Regions from separate parts of the Homo sapiens genome. Here region 2 is linked to region 1. The links are chromatin loops, found by intact Hi-C in ENCODE. Cell type or tissue: B cell. All regions are shown on one strand. Each heading gives the region's core, and the rest is flanking DNA. Links, peaks and the distances in the headings are about the cores only. Region 1 overlaps LOC107985590 (a long non-coding RNA gene). Region 2 has its middle 37 kb from the start of APOL3.

What was found. A loop is a pair of places that touch in the nucleus more often than their neighbours do. Peaks named below come from ENCODE experiments on the same cell type or tissue, not always from the same donor. Only the 100,000 strongest peaks of a DNase experiment are listed, where the experiment ranks them.
Region 2: it touches region 1 in a loop (5-fold over the local background); 10 of 110 quality-filtered maps call a loop at or near these places.

Annotation. Positions count from the first base shown.
Region 1 is chr22:35,579,702-35,588,026 of GRCh38, reverse strand. LOC107985590 (a long non-coding RNA gene) reads left to right here. Exons shown (of 5, transcript XR_007068163.1): 2 at 153-299; 3 at 361-607; 4 at 7,016-7,127. Among named protein-coding and RNA genes, the nearest start is that of MB, 33 kb to the left of the region's middle. RefSeq lists a silencer at 4,697-4,776 and enhancers at 4,516-5,017, 6,992-7,491. In B cell, for the core only: CTCF peaks have their summits at 4,582 and 4,784 (motif pointing right); a DNase peak (open chromatin) is centred at 4,796.
Region 2 is chr22:36,119,360-36,127,684 of GRCh38, reverse strand. No RefSeq gene overlaps it. Among named protein-coding and RNA genes, the nearest start is that of APOL3, 37 kb to the left of the region's middle. RefSeq lists a silencer at 3,380-3,449 and an enhancer at 3,390-3,684. In B cell, for the core only: CTCF peaks have their summits at 3,311 and 3,510 (motif pointing right); DNase peaks (open chromatin) are centred at 3,564 and 4,074; H3K4me3 peaks cover 529 bases; H3K27me3 peaks cover 384 bases.

The DNA of each region.
Region 1 (8,325 bases), core at 229-8,228:
CCAGCCCAACTATCTTCTCACGATGGTGTGGGCCTGAGTGCTACATGCTCCCTGGGCCCCAACATCCTTTTAGCCTCCGTTGCTCAGAGGACAAGAAGGGCTCAGGGTTTTCCGTTGTTACTTCCAGCTCTGTCCCAACCATATCATTTCAGATCCAGAGGACGAAGGCTCTGAGTCCAGCCAGAACCCTGGGGTGTGTAACCTTAGGAGGTTTGCTAAGGAGACCAGCATGACGAGCCGGCTGGAATCTGAGCTCTCTGACCCCCACTCCTGCCCCTACAGCCACTTGGTCCCATGGGGTGTGGCTGGACAGAAGCCATCCTCTTCCTTCTGCTCTGTCCAACTGGCTTCTACCGGTAGGTGACAGGGCAGTGTTCCCAGCAGTGGGACAAGAGGCACTGGCACCAGGCCATGAGCCATGCATTCCTAGCTCTGCAGGGCATGCATGCCACGCGGACTGTGACAGTGAGCTCTTCCAGGCCCCCAGTGAGCCTGAGAGGGGGTCTGGGAAGAGTCAAGAGACACCCAGACAGTGCCATGTGGCAGTGAAGCCTCTGGTCCCAATCTGCCAGGGTGCAAAGCCCCAGGACTGCTGGTGGGATGTTGGGTGAGTAATTTAACCTCACTGTTCCTATTTCTCCATCTATAAAATGGGTAGAGGGTAGCAGCCTTCTCATAAGGCTGTGTGACGGTTTCACATGTAAAGTACTTAGCACTATGCCTAGCACACAGAGAGGGCTCAGGGAGTGAGAATCATTGTTATTCTCATTCAGCATCCATCTCTCCACCTCTTTATACAACAACTACTTAGAAAGTGTTGGATTCAATTTTGCTCCATAACAAGGTACTCCAAAACGTAGTGGCTTAAAACAATCAGCATTTCTTCTTGCACACAAGGTGTGAGGATCAGGAATTTGGGACTGGCTTGGCTGGGTGGTTCTGGCTCAGGATCCCTCATGAAGTTGTGGGCAGGATGTTGGTCAGGGCTGCAGTCATCTAAGGCTGGACAGGAGAGAGGATCCACTTCCAAGGTGGCTCCCTCACAAGGCTGGCCAGGTCATGCTGGCTGTGGGCCAGAGGCCTCAGTCCCTCACCATGTGGATCTCTCCACAATGCTGCTTGAGTGTCTTCCCAACATGGCAGCTGTATTCTCCCAGAGCAAGTGGTCCAAGAGAGCCAAGGAGGAAGTGCAATATCTTTCATGACCCAGCCTCAGAGGTCTCACTTTGGCATTTACACAGTGTCCTCTCAGTAGCACAGGTCCTCTGCTCAGCGTGGAAGCGGACTCCACAAAGGTGTGCATACCAAGAAGCCAGGATCTCTGGGGACCCTCTGGGAGGCTGGCTAAACTCTGTTTTGCTTTAGGGATGCAGCAGTAAGCGAAATCACGGTGATTGCTCTCACAGTCAAGTACGACTATGTGTGTTTGTGGCTGTGTGTGTGCGTGCACGTTGAGTACAAAAGAACAACAGACAGCAAACTCAAAGAAATACCTTGAGACATATTCTACAAAGCAAACAGACAGAGTGGCATGATGCTGTATAACAGGGTGTTATAGAAAAGGCTTCTCCAAGGAGGGGGCTTTGGGATTGAGGCCCGAGGGTGAAACGAGCCCACCAGGGGCCAGGCAGTGAAAGAGGGTGTTGCAGGCAGTGGAACAGCATAGGCACACTCAGAGAGGTGGCAATGTGGTGGCCCCTGGATCTGGCCTGCCTGGTTTTAATGCCTCTTGGCCACCCTCTTTGACCTCAGTTTCCTCATCTAAAAAAGGGGATAATAACAGGTCCTACCACCTATGGGGTTGGAGGGATTAAGGGAGATACTTTGAGTGAAGTCCATAGTGCAGTGCCTGGTGCACCAAGTGCTCAGAAATGTGAGTGTCATCATCACGATTCAACAGTGGCACGCAAAGATGACAAAGACCTGGCCCGAGTTATAACTGTGAGGCCTAACATGGAGGGAGGCACTATCTGAAGCATTTCCTAGCAGTGGTGTCACCTAATGGAAGGCAATGATCTAGTATGGGAGATGGGCACATAAGACAAGCATTGGAACACCCTGGACAGGGTCTGGGAACACAGCGGGGGGGAGAGAAAGGGGGAGGAGGGTGATCTTCCTGACCCCGCAGGGGAGGGGTGCCTGGGAAGGCTTCCCCGGGAGTGGCACAGCCATCTGGAGAGATGAGTGGGCAGAGAAACTTCTAGGCGGCCAATAGGGGCTGGAGGGAGCACAGGGTCTGCAGGGGACAGCAGGTAGCTCCATGTAGTTCCAGGTGGCTGGAACTCTGGTCTCTGTGGACGCAAGGAAGGAGATGGGGAAACAGACTCATGTAATGAATGGGGTGGGCCTTGCCCGTCACAGTTGAGTGGGCTTTCCTGTGGGGTGGGATCAATGAGCAGGAGGGCCGGAGGAGGCAGGGACGGACAGATTTGGTGGTAGGAGTTTCCTCTGGGTACAGGGAGGAAGGAGTGGAGGCAGGGAGGCCAGTGGAAACACAAGGCCAAGCAAGGGATGGTGAGGTCAGGCCCAGGGCAACAGGTATACGAATGGAGGGGATGAGGTGTGCCCCAGAGGGGAAGGGGGAGCTGAGCAGAAGGTGGGGAGGGGCAGAGGAGGGGAAGAGGGCGGTGGCTCCTGCCCTTTCCAGGTCCTGGCCAAGTCTCCACTCCTTTCCAGGGAGCTTTCCCCTTCCCTCCTCTCCCTGACCTCAGATGCAACTACCCCCATCCCTAAGATAACACCAAAAGGGCCGGGCGCAATGGCTTAGGCCTGTAATCCCAGCACTTTGGGAGGCTGAGGTGGGTGGATCACCTGAGGTCAAAAGTTCAAGACCAGCCTGGCCAAACATGGCGAAACCCCATCTCTACTAAAAAATATAAAAAATTAGCAGGGCGTGGTGGCAGATGCCTATAATCCCAGCTACTCAGGAGGTTGAGGCAGGAGAATCATTTGAACCTGGGAGGTGGAGGTTGTAGTGAGCCGAGATCACACCATTGCACTCTAGCCTGGTCAACAGAGCAAGACTCCGTCTCAAAAAAAAAAAAAAAGAAAAGAAAAAGAAAGGATAATTCCAGATAGGCATGAGATCGTGGGAACTCTTCGGCATTCCTGCATTACAGCACTTACTATTTCAATGGTGGCTACCATCTATAGAGCACTTACTATATTCCAGGTAACACACAAATACACACACACACCCACACACAAAACTTCGTTTTAACCTCACAATAGCCTAGCAAGGTAGGCACGTGGCTCCTGTTTTACAGACGAGAATCTGGAGGGTTGGAGAGGCTAAGTAATTTACCAAAAGTCACATGGCTAGTCAGAGAAAGTCTGGGTTTCACTAAATTAGCTAATCAAAAGTGCTTATACTAGTGCCTGGCATATAGTAGGCACTCAATAAATGTTAGCCACTCCACAATTTTTTTGCAGAGATAGGATTGGGCCGGGCACGGTGGCTCACGCCTGTAATCCCAGCACTTTGGGAGACTGAGGTGGGCGGATCACCTGAGGTCAGGAGTTCGAGACCAGCCTGGGCAACACGGTGAAACCCCGTCTCTACTAAAAATACAAAAAATTAGCCAGGCGTGGTGGCGGGTGCCTGTAGTCCCAGCTACTTGGGAGGCTGAGGCAGGAGAATGGCGTGAACCCGGGAGGCGGAGCTTGCAGTGAGCCAAGGTCACGCCACTGCACTCCAGCCTGGGCGACAGAGCAAGACTCCGTCTCAAAAACAAAACAAAACAAAAGAGAGATAGGATCTTGCTATGTTGCCCAGGCTGGAGTGCAGTGGCTATTCACCTGTGTGATCATGGCACACTACAGCCTCTGACTCTTGGGCTCAGGTAATCCTCCTGCGGAGTAGCTGGGACTACAGATGTGCACTACCACGCTCGGCCCTTCCGCTATTTTTGCTAACATCATCAGCTAGATCTGTCTGGCTGCAGAGCCTATGGCCCTCTGGGGGGCCACTTGAATTTATCTTGTCCGGTTCTGAGAGTCTGTCATCTGTTTATTTGCCCCACTGGGCTGTGGAATCCGGCAGAGCAGGGACCAGATCTGGTTGGTCTGTGGGTCTTGAGCGTCCCTTATGGGGAAGGCCCAGAGTGCATGGTCAGTGATGGTTTGTTGATGGAATGAACAATGTATCAAGTTCCTATGCCTCTTAGAATCTTGGGATTTCTCCAGCCATGTTTGTCCCTTAGAATGATGGAATTTCATTAGCCATGTTTGTTTCTAAGAATCCTGGGGTTTCTCCAGCCATGTTTGGCCTTAGATCATGGGATTTCTCTACGGAGGAGCCTTGGTGATCATCCAGGACACTCTGTCTCTTACCAGCCTTCTTCCTCCCTTCCTCAGGCACTGGCCCATAATCCAGCTCCTACTAGCCATACCCTCCTCCTTGTCCCAGGCCAGTGCCCCCTACCCATCCCCAGACCAAAACTGGAGTCTCCACGAAGAGCTCACTTGTCTTGTCCTGGCCTCCCAGTGGCTGGACAGACTCCCTGCTAAGGCTCAGGGCAAGCCCCACCTCCCTGCCAGTCCCTCCAGCCACCTGCGTCTGCCCCTGACTGGGCTGGGGTGTGTCGGTCTCCTCTCTGAACCTCTGTTTCCTCAGCTGCAAAATGAGGAGGATCATTTCGAACACTTTTAGCTCAGCTTTGTCAGTTTGCTACCGGGGTCCAGCTGGGTGGAGGATGAGGACCTTATGTATTACTATCTCCCTGCATCTCTGTGGGGTACCTTGCGGCTCCCGGGGGAAGCAGCATGTCTCTTTAAGGCCACTAGATGGCACCAGCGTGTCACCCGTCTCCCTGCAGGCTGACCTCAGGAGGAATTCCACCTGTGGGATTACACCCTAAGGACCACAGCCACCTCCCTCCTCCCACTGGCAGGAGCCCCTGAAGATCTGCCAGTGGGCGCAGGCAGGATGTGCAGGAGTTAGGGACAGGGGTGGGGGTCAGACAAATTTGAACTGGGGAGTTCTGAGCCAGGCCCTGCTCTTAGAGAACATCCTGGCTCTCTGCTTAGCAGTTAGTTCGCTGGTGACCCTAGGCATTTCATAGCACCCCTTTGAGACTTCAGGTTCTTTCTCTGTGAAATAGGGTACCAAGTCTCTTCTCCTGTGCATCGTGGAAACTGAATGATACTGGGCACGTAAAATGTCCATTCTGCCTCCGGGCACAGAGCAAGCTTCCACAGCATTAGCTGCCACACTAGTTATTAGTGTTACTTTGTAATTTAGTATTACGTCTCAGAATCTCCTCTGGGAGGAGCCTTAGGCAGGATGCCCAGAGATCTGGGTCTGCAATGGACTGTTCTCTCACTGTGTGACCTTTGGCAAGTCATTTCCCATCTCTGGTCCTCGGCTTGGCCTCCACCAGCCTCAAGAGGCTGGGAGTATCATGGAAAAATAAGGGCTTGGGAATCAGACAGACTTGGGTGTGAATCCCACCCACTTCTCCTCTTCCCAGCTGTGTGGCTTTGGGCTGCTCTGATAATTCCCTAATGATTTGTGTGACTATTTATTCTAAGTCTGTCTTCCTGGTTCTCTAGTACGTTCCACGAGGGCCAGGCTCATGTCAACGTGGCTCACCTACATAAACTCAACACTCAGCTCAGTGTCTGGTACGAGTAGCTGCAATAAACAAGGGTGATTCATTATCAGCGTTACTATCACTGTATACATTCACTCAGCAGCAGCAGCAGACCCCGTGTTCAGAGAGTCCTCTGCACTCTTTTTTTTTTTGAGATGGAGTTTCGCTCTTGTTGCCCAGGCTGGAGTGCAATGGTACATCTCGGCTCACCACAACCTCCAACTCGCAGGTTCAAATGATTCTCCTGCCTCAGCCTCCCAAGTAGCTGGGATTACAGGCACCTGCCACCATACCTGGCTAATTTTTGTTTTTTTAGTAGAGACGGGGTTTCTCCATGTTGGTCAGGCTGGTCTCCAACTCCTGATCTTAGGTGATCCACCCGCCTCGGCCTCCCAAAGTTCTGGGATTACAGGTGTGAGCCACTGTGCTTGGCCCCTGCACTGTCTTAATAATCCTCATCATTACCTCTGTTTTATGGATGAGGAGACTGAGAGCCAAGGAAGTTAGGTCATTGCCCAAGGCCACACAGCTACAAAGTCACAGGCACTGGGGTTGGAAGCTGAGCTCCATGACAGCCTTGTGTGAACGGATGTGGCAAGCTGAGTGAGAGTCCTCCAAAGATACCCACGTCCTAATCCCCCAAATACCTGTGAATCGTACCTTATCCAGCAAAGGGAATTCTGCAGATGTAATTAAGTTAAGGATCTGGAGATAGGGACATTATCCTGGATTGGTCAGGTGAGCCTAATGTCCCCACAAGGATCCTTCTATGAGGGAGGCAGGCATGTGGCAGTAGGAAGAAAGAGATGAGATGACCAGGCATGGTGGCTCATGCCTATAATCCCAACAGTTTGGGAAGCCAAGGCAGAGAGATCACCTGAGGTCAGGAGTTCGAGACCAGCCTGACCAACATGGTGAAACTCTGTCTCTACTAAAAATACAAAAATTAGCTGGGTGTGGTGGCATGCACCTGTAATCCCAACTACTTGGGAGGCTTCAGCAGGAGAATCACTTGAACCCAGGAAGGGGAGGTTGCAGTGAGCCGAGATAGCACCACTGTACTCCAGCCTGGGCAACAAGAGCAAAACTCCATCTCAAAAAAAAAAAAAAAAAAAGAGAGAGAAAGAGATGAGACTGAGGAAACGGGAGAAAAGACCATGTGATGTGGGAATGAAGAGAGCATTGATTCTATCTTGAAAGACAAGGAAAACCAGCCCTGCTGACGCCTTTAACACAGTGACACTAGTTTTGGACTTCTGACCTCTAGAATTATAAGGTGATAAATGTGTGTTGTTTTAATTTACCAAGTTTATAGTAAGTTGTTACAGAAGCAATAGGAAAATAAGGCACAGAGAACTGAGATAACGTATAAAAACACCCGGTATACAGTTGCAGCTCACTAAATGTTCTTTCCTTCCCAGCACTACCCCGTTTTCCTTTTCCAGCTACAACAGAATGGCAGAGAGGAAAGGACCCTCCGGGATCTTCCAGTTCAGCCAGCCCATTTTACAGAGGTGGAGACTGAGGCCAGAGGTAGGGAATGGCCCCTATCTTGCAGAGGTGAAAGGGGTCCAGGGAGCGAACTTGGGGGAAGGTCCTGGGCTGCTCGGTCTGTTCTAGTGTCTAGCACTGGGCATCCTGGGTGAAGTCATCCAGTCCAAACCCATTTTCCAGGTGAGGAAACTGAGGCCTGGCATTGCCTGAGAGATCTGCAACCTGCACCCCAAGCTGACAGGGTGTGTGCAGGCCTGGAGCCCTCATGAGTCCTCCTATTCAAAGGCCCTTCCCTCCCCCTCTTGAGCGCTGTTCCTCTGTGTGTATCCGCTGCAGACAGGGGCCAGCAGGGTCTGGGAAAGCCACATCAGAAGCCTGCCCAGCTGGAGCGGAGGAATGGGAGAGTGGCTTCTTGGAGGTCTTCAGCCTGGGAAAAGTCCGAGGCCTTCCTGTCCCCGCTCACCCTGTTCCTCCCAGGCAGGTCTGGTCCAGACAGCTGTGAGAAGTCCCCTGGAGGCAGCGTCCCAGTGGAGCTGGGAGGAAAGAGGGGCCCAGAAAAAGGAATTTGACCTCTGATCTGCAGCCAGTTGGTAGCATTATTCTGGATTATCCTAAATTGAGCCTGGAACCCTGGGCTTGTGTGACAGACCAAGGGGCCCCACGGGCTCTCTCTGCTCAGGCAGCTGGAGACACAGGTAGCGCCGTAACACCCAGCGACACAGGCATGATTCTTTTCCATAAAACATTCACACCACTGCCAGCCTTGATTCTCAAAACAGCCCTGCCAAGGAGAGGCTGTTACTGTCCCATTTTACAGATGAAAACATCAAGGCTCAGGGCCGGGCACAGTGGCTCACGCCTGTAATCCCAGCACTTTGGGAGGCCGAGGTGAGCAGATCATGAGGTCGGGAATTTGAGACCAGCCTGGCCAACATGGTGAAACCCCATCTCTACTAAAAATACAAAAATTAGCTGGGTGTGGTGGCGGGCATCTGTAATCCCAGCTTCTCGGGAGGCTGAGGCAGGAGAATTGCTTGAACACGGGAGGCAGAGGTTGCAGTGAGCCGAGATCGCGCCACTGCACTCTGGCCTGGGCGACAGAGCAAGACTCCATCTCAGAAAAAAAAAAAAAAAAACAAGGCTCAGAGAAAAGAGGGGACTTGCCAAGGTCAACGTCCCATGGTGGCAATGCTAGAACTCCACTAGCTTCGGGACCTAAGCTCTTGTGGGATGACCC
Region 2 (8,325 bases), core at 183-8,182, 540 kb before region 1:
CCCTCTGTTCAGGCCTGTGAGGTGATGAGGGAAGAAAGGGACTGTGCTGTGTGTCCTGAAAGGGAAAGATGGCCCACACTGAGGGGGTTGTGTGGGCGCTGGGTTGGTGGGAAGGATACGTTGCAGAGTGGTGTTTGCAGCATGATCCCAGCTTTGCAATCATAAGATTAAAAGCCAAACTGTAGGGGACATGTTCTCAGGATCTCCTGGAGCTATGTCATGGGGAAAACAAATAGAAAATAAATTTTAAAAAAAGTAAAAGAGAGAAAGCCAAACTGTAGACATGTGAGTGTAACTTTGAGAGTGTGAGCTTAGACCTCTGTGTTTGTCGAAGCAGAGACAAGCCAGGCTGCTACCAGTGGTTGGGGACAATTAGTTGGGGATGGAATAGAATCCCATTTCCTACTTTAGAAACTTTGCGATTGGCCGGGCGCGGTGGCTCATGGCTGTAATCCCAGCACTTCCGGAGGCCAAGGCAAGAGGACTGCTTGAGCCCAGGAGTTTGAGACCAGCCTGGGCAACAACGTGAAACCCCATCTCTACAAAAAATACAAAAAATTAGCCAGGCATTGTGGCTCGTGACTGTGGTTCCAGCTACTGGGGAAGCTGAGGTGGGAGGCTCCCTTCAACCCGAGGAGGTAGAAGCTACAGTGAGCCATGATCACACTGCTGTTCTCTAGCCTTGGTGACAGAGTGAGGACTGAGACCCTGTCAAAAGAAAGAAAGAAAGAGAGAGAGGGGGAAAAAGAAAGAGAGAGAGAGAGAGAGAAAGAGAGGAAGGAAGGAGAGAGAGGGAGGAAGGGAAGAAGGAAGGAAGAAACAAAGGAAGGAAGGAAAGAAGGGAGGGAGGGAGGGCAAGGGAGGGAGGGAAGGAAGGGGAATGGAGGGAGAGAGGGAGGGAGGGAGGGAGGAAGGAAGGAAGGAAAGGAGGGAGAGGAAGGAAGGAAAGGAGGGAGAGGAAGGAAGGAAAGGAGGGAGAGGAAGGAAGAAAAGGAGGGAGAGGAAGGAAGAAAAGGAGGGAGAGGAAGGGAGGAAAGGAGGGAGAGGAAGGAAGAAAAGGAGGGAGAGGAAGGAAGAAAAGGAGGGAGAGGAAGGAAGAAAAGGAGGGAGAGGAAGGAAGAAAAGGAGGGAGAGGAAGGAAGAAAAGGAGGGAGAGGAAGGAAGAAAAGGAGGGAGAGGAAGGAAGAAAAGGAGGGAGAGGAAGGAATGAAAGGAGGGAGAGGAAGGGAGGAAAGGAGGGAGAGGAAGGGAGGAAAGGAGGGAGAGGAAGGAAGGAAAGGAGGGAGAGGGAGGAAGGAAAGGAGGGAGAGGGAGGAAGGGAGGGAGGGAGGGAGGAAGGAAACAACTTTGGGATTTTTAAAATCACATTTTTTTTTCTTAAATCTCAGAGTGGGAATGAGACTGAGTTGGAGTGGAGTTGGCCTCCACTCTGTTTACTAAGAGCTGTGTGTCCCTAGGTAAGTCACTTTCCCTCTCTGGGCCTCAGGTTTTTTACCTGATAGATGGGCTTAGAGTCTCTTCTGCTGATCCCCCAGGGTTGCAGGCAGCCAGTGAGGTTCTGAGTACTGTAGAGGGGATGCTCTCAGCAGTAGTGGCGGTGGTAGGGAGTTGGGATTGCAAACCCAGAGGCCAGCAGAGGCCAGGCAGGAACTGGATTGAACTGGAAACTCAAGCTGTCCACTTGGGTCCAGTCAGGATGGATACTGATAGAAGTGGGGGTCTCATGTTGCCCACCTCATGTTTAAGAAGATTCTAGAATTATAGATTATTTGATGTGAAATTTCCTTAAATGTAAATGTTGGTAAATAAAGTAACTATTTAAACGATATACATGCAAACACACATTTGCACACACACGCCTTACACACAATGGCTGGTCAGATTTAGTGCATAGCCAGCCAGCTGGTTTTCTGCTTTGGAATTATAGGCTGCTAATTTTTTTATTTTTTCTAGACATGGTCTTGCTTTGTCACCCAGGCTGGAGTGCAGTGGCGTGAACACAGCTCATTGCAGCCTTGACCTCCTGAGCCCAAACAGTCCTCCCATCCCAGCCCAGCCCAGCAAATAACTGGGATGACTGGCATGTACCACCAAGACTCACTAATTGTTGTATGTTTGTAGAGACGGGGTTTCACCATGTTGCCCAGGCTGGTCTCAAACTCCAGAGCTCAGGTAATCCGCCTTCCTCGGCCTCCCAAAGTGCTGGAATTACAGGCATGAGCCACCGTGCTCTGCCTAATTGTATTTTATTATACTAAATGCAGTTTCTTTTGCCTTCTGTATCTTTTCAAACCCTGGGTGGTATTCCCCCAGCAAGAGTGAATTCTAGTTTACCTACTACCTATGCCTGTATGCTTACACTTTCACTGAATTTCTTTAAATTTTTAAATAATATTAGGAAGAAAATGGGGCTGATGAGCAGCTCTTGGGGCACTAGAGGCCTTCTGGGTAGCTGTCATGCCTTGAACGTTTCTTGAGCGTGCCTTCTCCAGCCTCCAGTGAGCACGAGGTCTGCATTGGCAAACAGATGTCCACTGTCCTGGGGACAAGAAAGGTGTGAGTCCTCCATGGCAAACAGAGAAGGAAGGAGATGTCTCCTTTCCTGAATCAGCTTATTGGGATAAACAGGAAACCCACAGAGGCTTTCTCACCAAGGCCAGCGTGTTTAATAGGCCTGCATCTCACCTCTGAGGATCACAAAGTGTGTGAGCAGCGTCCCAGCAAGGAGACACCGATGCTCATGAGGATTCTGAAACCTCTGTTCGCTGTTAGGAAATGCTCTTGACCCATGAGTGTTCCTCTTTCAAGATCCTCCAGCATTGCCAACCCGTCCAGCAAGAAGGGGAGAGATCTCATAGCACGGGGGCTTGACTAAATTTGAGGAGTCGAGGAAGTGACGTTTCAGCTAAGACTTTTTTTTTCCTTTGAGACAGGATCTCGCTCTGTTGCCCAGGCTGGAGTGCAGTGGCTCAATCCTGGCTCACAGCAACCTCTGCCTCCCGGGTACAAGCGATTCTCCTACCTCAACCTCCCCAGTAGCTGGGAGTACAGGTGCCCGCCACCACGCCCAGCTAATTTTTGTATTTTTAGTAGAGACAAAGTTCCACCATGTTGGCCAGACTGGTCTCAAACTCCTGACCTCAAGTGATGCTCCCGCCTCGGCCTCCCTAAGTGCTGGGATTACAGGCGTAAGCCATTGCGCCCTGCCTCCGCTAAGTCTTCAAGATCGGCCAAGGGATGATGAAGAAGGTTGGGGAGAAGAGCGGGGATGAGGGGAGCCCAGCTGCAGGCCGCATATTCAAAGACTTGTGGCTGGGAGGGAGGTCCGGAGAAGAACTGAGTTCTAGAATCTGAAAGACGGCTAGCATGGGTCAGAATGGAAACTAACCAGACCACAGTGTCAGCCACTCAAGCTCCCCTAGCCAAGCCTCGTGCTGAATTTTGAGGGCTGCAGTAGAAAAGCGGGCGCACTGCGAGCCCTGCGTGTTGCCAACAGCCTCGGCAGAGCCAGGAGGTGGCGCTGTCGGCACACGCATCGTGCTGTCGGCGCTGCGCAGCCGCAGCCCGGGACCTTGGAGGACAGGCGGTCGGAGCCGCTGCTGGTGACGTCAGCAGTTTTACAGAGGCACAAAGCCGGAGCAGGAAGAGTAAATGTCTGCACCAGGAAGGAGCCAGGGAGGCCAAGTTGAGAGCACTTCAGAAGAAGTGAATAGGTTCAGGAATCCAGCAGCGCCGGAGGGGTGGAGCCAGGGAAATACTACTCTGTGACAGTTTTGCTCATGAAGTGGAGTGCCAGGAAAACACAGCGTCTGGCCGGGCGCGGTGGCTTATTCCTGTAATCCCAGCACTTTGGGAGGCCTGGGCGGGCGGATCGCTTGAGGTCAGGACCAGCGTGGCCAACATGATGAAACCCCGTCTGTACTAAAAATACAGAAATTAGCCGGGCGTGGTGGTGCGCGCCTGTAATCTCAACTACTCGGGAGGCTGAAGCAGGAGAATCGCTTGAACCCGGGAGGCAAGTCAGCCGAGATTTTGCCGAGGCGCAATCAGCCCAGATCATGCCACTGCACTCCAGCCTGGGTGACAGAGCAAGACTCCGTCTCAAAAAAACAAACAGAAAAAAAACACAGCGTCCAGGCAGCTCCACCTTCCATGTTGAAAGCCTGTGACTGCCACATTCTAGCGGGACTGGCTTGTTTGCCTGCAGAACGGAATGGCCCCGGGGTCTGTCTGGGTCTGGGTCCAGATGAGAAAGGCGCCCAGCCTTCCTCTGGCCCCAGCCCTGCACATTGACCAAGGATGGATGGCCCTCCATACCAGGCACCCCGGCTCCTCCTCATTCCCCTCTGGCTTCTCCCTTCCTCCTACCGCCATGCTGATCCTCCATCCTTCTGGCTCTGGGCAGTGGTTTTCAAAAGCACTGTGGTGGTAGTCACTGGGGCTGTTGGCCACATTTGTCTGGCTTTTCCCCTTTCCAGATGCACAGTGGGATTATTCTTCCTGGTCTCCTTATGGTTGGGTGGGAATATGTAACCAGTTCTGGACAAAAGAGTTTTGAATGGAAATAATATGTGTCATTTCTAAGCCACAGCAATGAATGCTGATATAAGACCCTTTTCCTCTACTGTGGCAACCAGCAATCTTCCAGAAAGTGGTTGCTCCATGATACTGAGTCCAGGAGGGAAGACAACCGGAGCAGAGAGGCACCTGCCCCATGATGGACATGTAGCGTGAGCAAGAAGTAGCCTTTGCTGTTGTGAACCACTGAGATCGGGGGCTTGCTTTTTGGTGGTTTTTGTTTGTTTGTTTGGTTTGTTTTTTTGTTTTGTTTAGTTTTGTTTTGTTTTTTGAGACAGAGTTTCGCTCTAGTAGCCCAGGCTGGAGTGCAATGGCGCGATCTTGGCTCACTGCAAGCTCCACCTCCCAGGTTCAAGCGATTCTCCTGCCTCAGCCTCCCAACTAGCTAGGACTACAGGCATGCACCACCATGCCCGGCTAATTTTGAATTTTTAATAGAGACAGGGGTTCACCACGTTGGTCAGGCTGGTCTCAAACTCCTGACCTCAGGTGATCCGCCCGCCTCGGCCTCCCAAAGTGCTGGGATTACAGGCGTGAGCCACCGTGCCCAGCCTAGGGGCTTGTTTTTTACTGCAGCATAACCTAGACTATCCTGGCTGATATAAGCAAAGCTGCTGGAAATCAGGAAGCTGTTTGTAGAACACTATGAAAGGTACACAGCTTTAAATCCTTAGATGAACTAGAATTGTTATTAACAATGAGTATCACTTATTGACCAGGCGTGGTGGCTCACAACTGTAATCTCAGCACTTTGGGAGGCTGAGGCAGGCGGATCACCTGAGGTCAGGAGTTCAAGACCAGCCTGGCCAACATGGTGAAACCCTGTCTTTACTAAAAATATAAAAATTAGCCAGGTGTGGTGGCACACGCCTGTTATCCCAGCTACTCGGGAGGCCCAGGCAGGAGAATCATTTGAACCCAGGAGGTAGAGGTTGCAGTAAGTCGAAATCACGCCTCTGCACTCTAGCCTGGGTGACAGAGTAAGACTCGGTCTCAAAAAAATAAAATAAATAAAATAAAAAAATAAATCAATGAGTATCACTTATTGAGCACCTACTACGTGTCAGGTATTACACAAGGTATACTAGGTTTTTTGGCAAATGTTTTCTCATTAATCCCCATCCTAGCACTGGGATTTGGCAATACTGGCCTATTCGGTATGATTAGTCTGAGGCAGTGAAACTCAGGGAAACGGACTCAAGGTCATGACCATAGCCTCTAAGTGGTCTTAATATAGCCTCTAAGTCATGACCATAGCCTCTAAGTGGAATTGAGATTCAAATGTAAGGATCTCTGTCACCCAAACTCTCATTCTTTCCACTCCTAGGCTGTTATCATATAAAAAGCAGGACTAGGCATAGTAAGGGGAAAAAAAAAACAAACATTTTAAAAAGAAATTATCTCTTAACAGGAAAAACATTAACATCTGCCATTTTTCTAAATTGAATGTGAAAGATGATCCTGACAGGCTGAACAAAGATGCTTGCTCTCTGTTGTGATGTTTGACAAGGGAATCTTCCTTCATTTTCTCCTCTGATGAGCCTCTCTACCAGATAAGCAGCAGCAGGAACCAAACGTTTAAGAAAAATGTAAAGACATTATTTTGTCCATCACTTAACATTTTTATGAACAAGTTGGGAGGTAGCCTGCATGAATGCCTCTGTGCAATGGAATGAATGGCCGGAGATCTCACCATCCCAGGATGACTTTGGGGAAGGAAGACCCAAACAGCCCACTATCACATGCTGTCCTGCCTGCCTCAGGCCTCCTGTCCTTCTCTCCCTTGTGACCTGCAAACTAACCTTGAGGACTCATGTCAACTGTCACTGCATTGGAAGCCCTCTGTGATAGTTAATATTGAGTGTCAACTTGATTGGATTGAAGGATGCAAAGTATTGTTCCTGGGTGTGTCTGTGAGGGTGTGGCCAAAGGAGATTAACATTTGAATCAGTGGCCTGGGAGAGGCAGACGCACCCTCAATCTGGGTGGGCACCATCTAATCAGCTGCCAACACGGCTAGAATTAAGCAGGCAGAAGAACTTGGAAGGACTAGACTTGCTGAGTCTTCCAGCCTTCACTCCCTTCCATGGTCTTTCTCCCGTGCTGGATGCTTCCTGCCCTTGAACATCAGACTCCAAGTTCTTCAGCTTTTGGACTCTTGGACTTACACCAGTGGTTTGCCAGGGGCTCTCAGGCCTCCGGCCACAGACTAAAAGCTGCGCTGTCAGCTTCCCTACTTTTGAGGTTTTGAGACTCTGGCTGGCTTCTTTGCTAATCAGCTTGAAAACAGCCTGTTGTGGGACTTCACCTTGTGTTCGTGTGAGTCAATACTCCTTAATAAACTCCCCTGCATATATACATCTATCCTATTAGCTCTGTCTCTCTGGAGAACCCTGACTAATACAACCTCCCTTTCCTGCCAGGCTGGGCTCCTGTCTGCCTCATTCTCTTGCCCTGTTGCCCAGGCTAGAGTATAGTGGCACCATCATTGCTCACTGCAGCCTCGACCTCTCAGTCTCAAGTGATTTTCCTGCCTCAGCCTCTGCAGTAGCTAGGACTACAGGCATACGCCACCATGCCCAGCTGAATTTTTTAATTTTTTGTAGAGATGGGGTCTTGCTGGTTGGCCAGGCTGGTCTTGAACTCCTGGCCTCAATCGATCCTCCCACCTTGGTCTCCCAAAGCTCTGGGATTACAGGCATGAACCACCGTACCTGGCCTCATTCTGTTTTTTTAAATTAACATTTTTATTTGCATTTGTACAAAGTAATCCAGAGAGATCCCATGTACCCTTTACTCAGTTTCCGTTAATAGTAACATCTTGGAAAAATGCTAAATGTTGGCATATAAATTAAGCATTTAAATGTCACATATGCAAACACACAAAGATTTAATACACAACTGGCCAGTTTTCTCCTTTGGGGTTATAGGCTGCTAATTGTATTTTATTGTACCAAATGCAGCTTTAGCCTCTTCAATATCACAACCAGGATATTGGCATTGATATAATCAAGATATAGAATATTTCTATCACCACAAGAATCCCTCTTGTTGTCCTTTTATAGCCTCACCCACTTCTCTCCCACCCTGATCCCTACTTTAGCCTTGGCAATTGCTAATCTATTCTTCATGTCTATAAGTGGGTCCATTTAAGAATGTTAGATAAATGGAATCAGCTGATCCGAAGGTGCCGCGTTATCTCAATTGATTGTTCAGTCACAGCAGATAAAACTCCTTGTTCTACTCTTTCCCGCTTCTCATGACTACACTTAACAAATCTTAAAAATAAATAATTTTCCAGGCACGGTGGCTCACGCCTGTAATCCCAGCACTTTGGGAGGCCAAGGAGGGCGGATCATTTGAGGTCAGAAGTTCGAGACCAGCCCGGCCAACATGGTAAAACCCTGTCTCTACTAAAAATACAAAAATTAGCTGGGCGTGGTGGTGCACGCCTGTAGTCCCAGCTACTTGGAAAGCTGAGGCAGGAAAATCGCTTGCACCCAGGAGGCGGAGGTTACAGTGAGCCGAGATCATGCCACTGCACTCCAGCTTGGGTGACAGAGCGAGACTAGGTCTCAAAATAAATAAGTAAATGGCATCATAGAGTACGTAACTCTTGCGGATTGCCTTTTCGCAGTTGGCATAATTCTCTGGAGAGTCATTCAGGTTACTGTGTGCATCAATAGTGTTCATTCCGTGCTGTTGCTGAATTGTGTTCCATGATGTGGATGTGCCACAGTCTGCTTA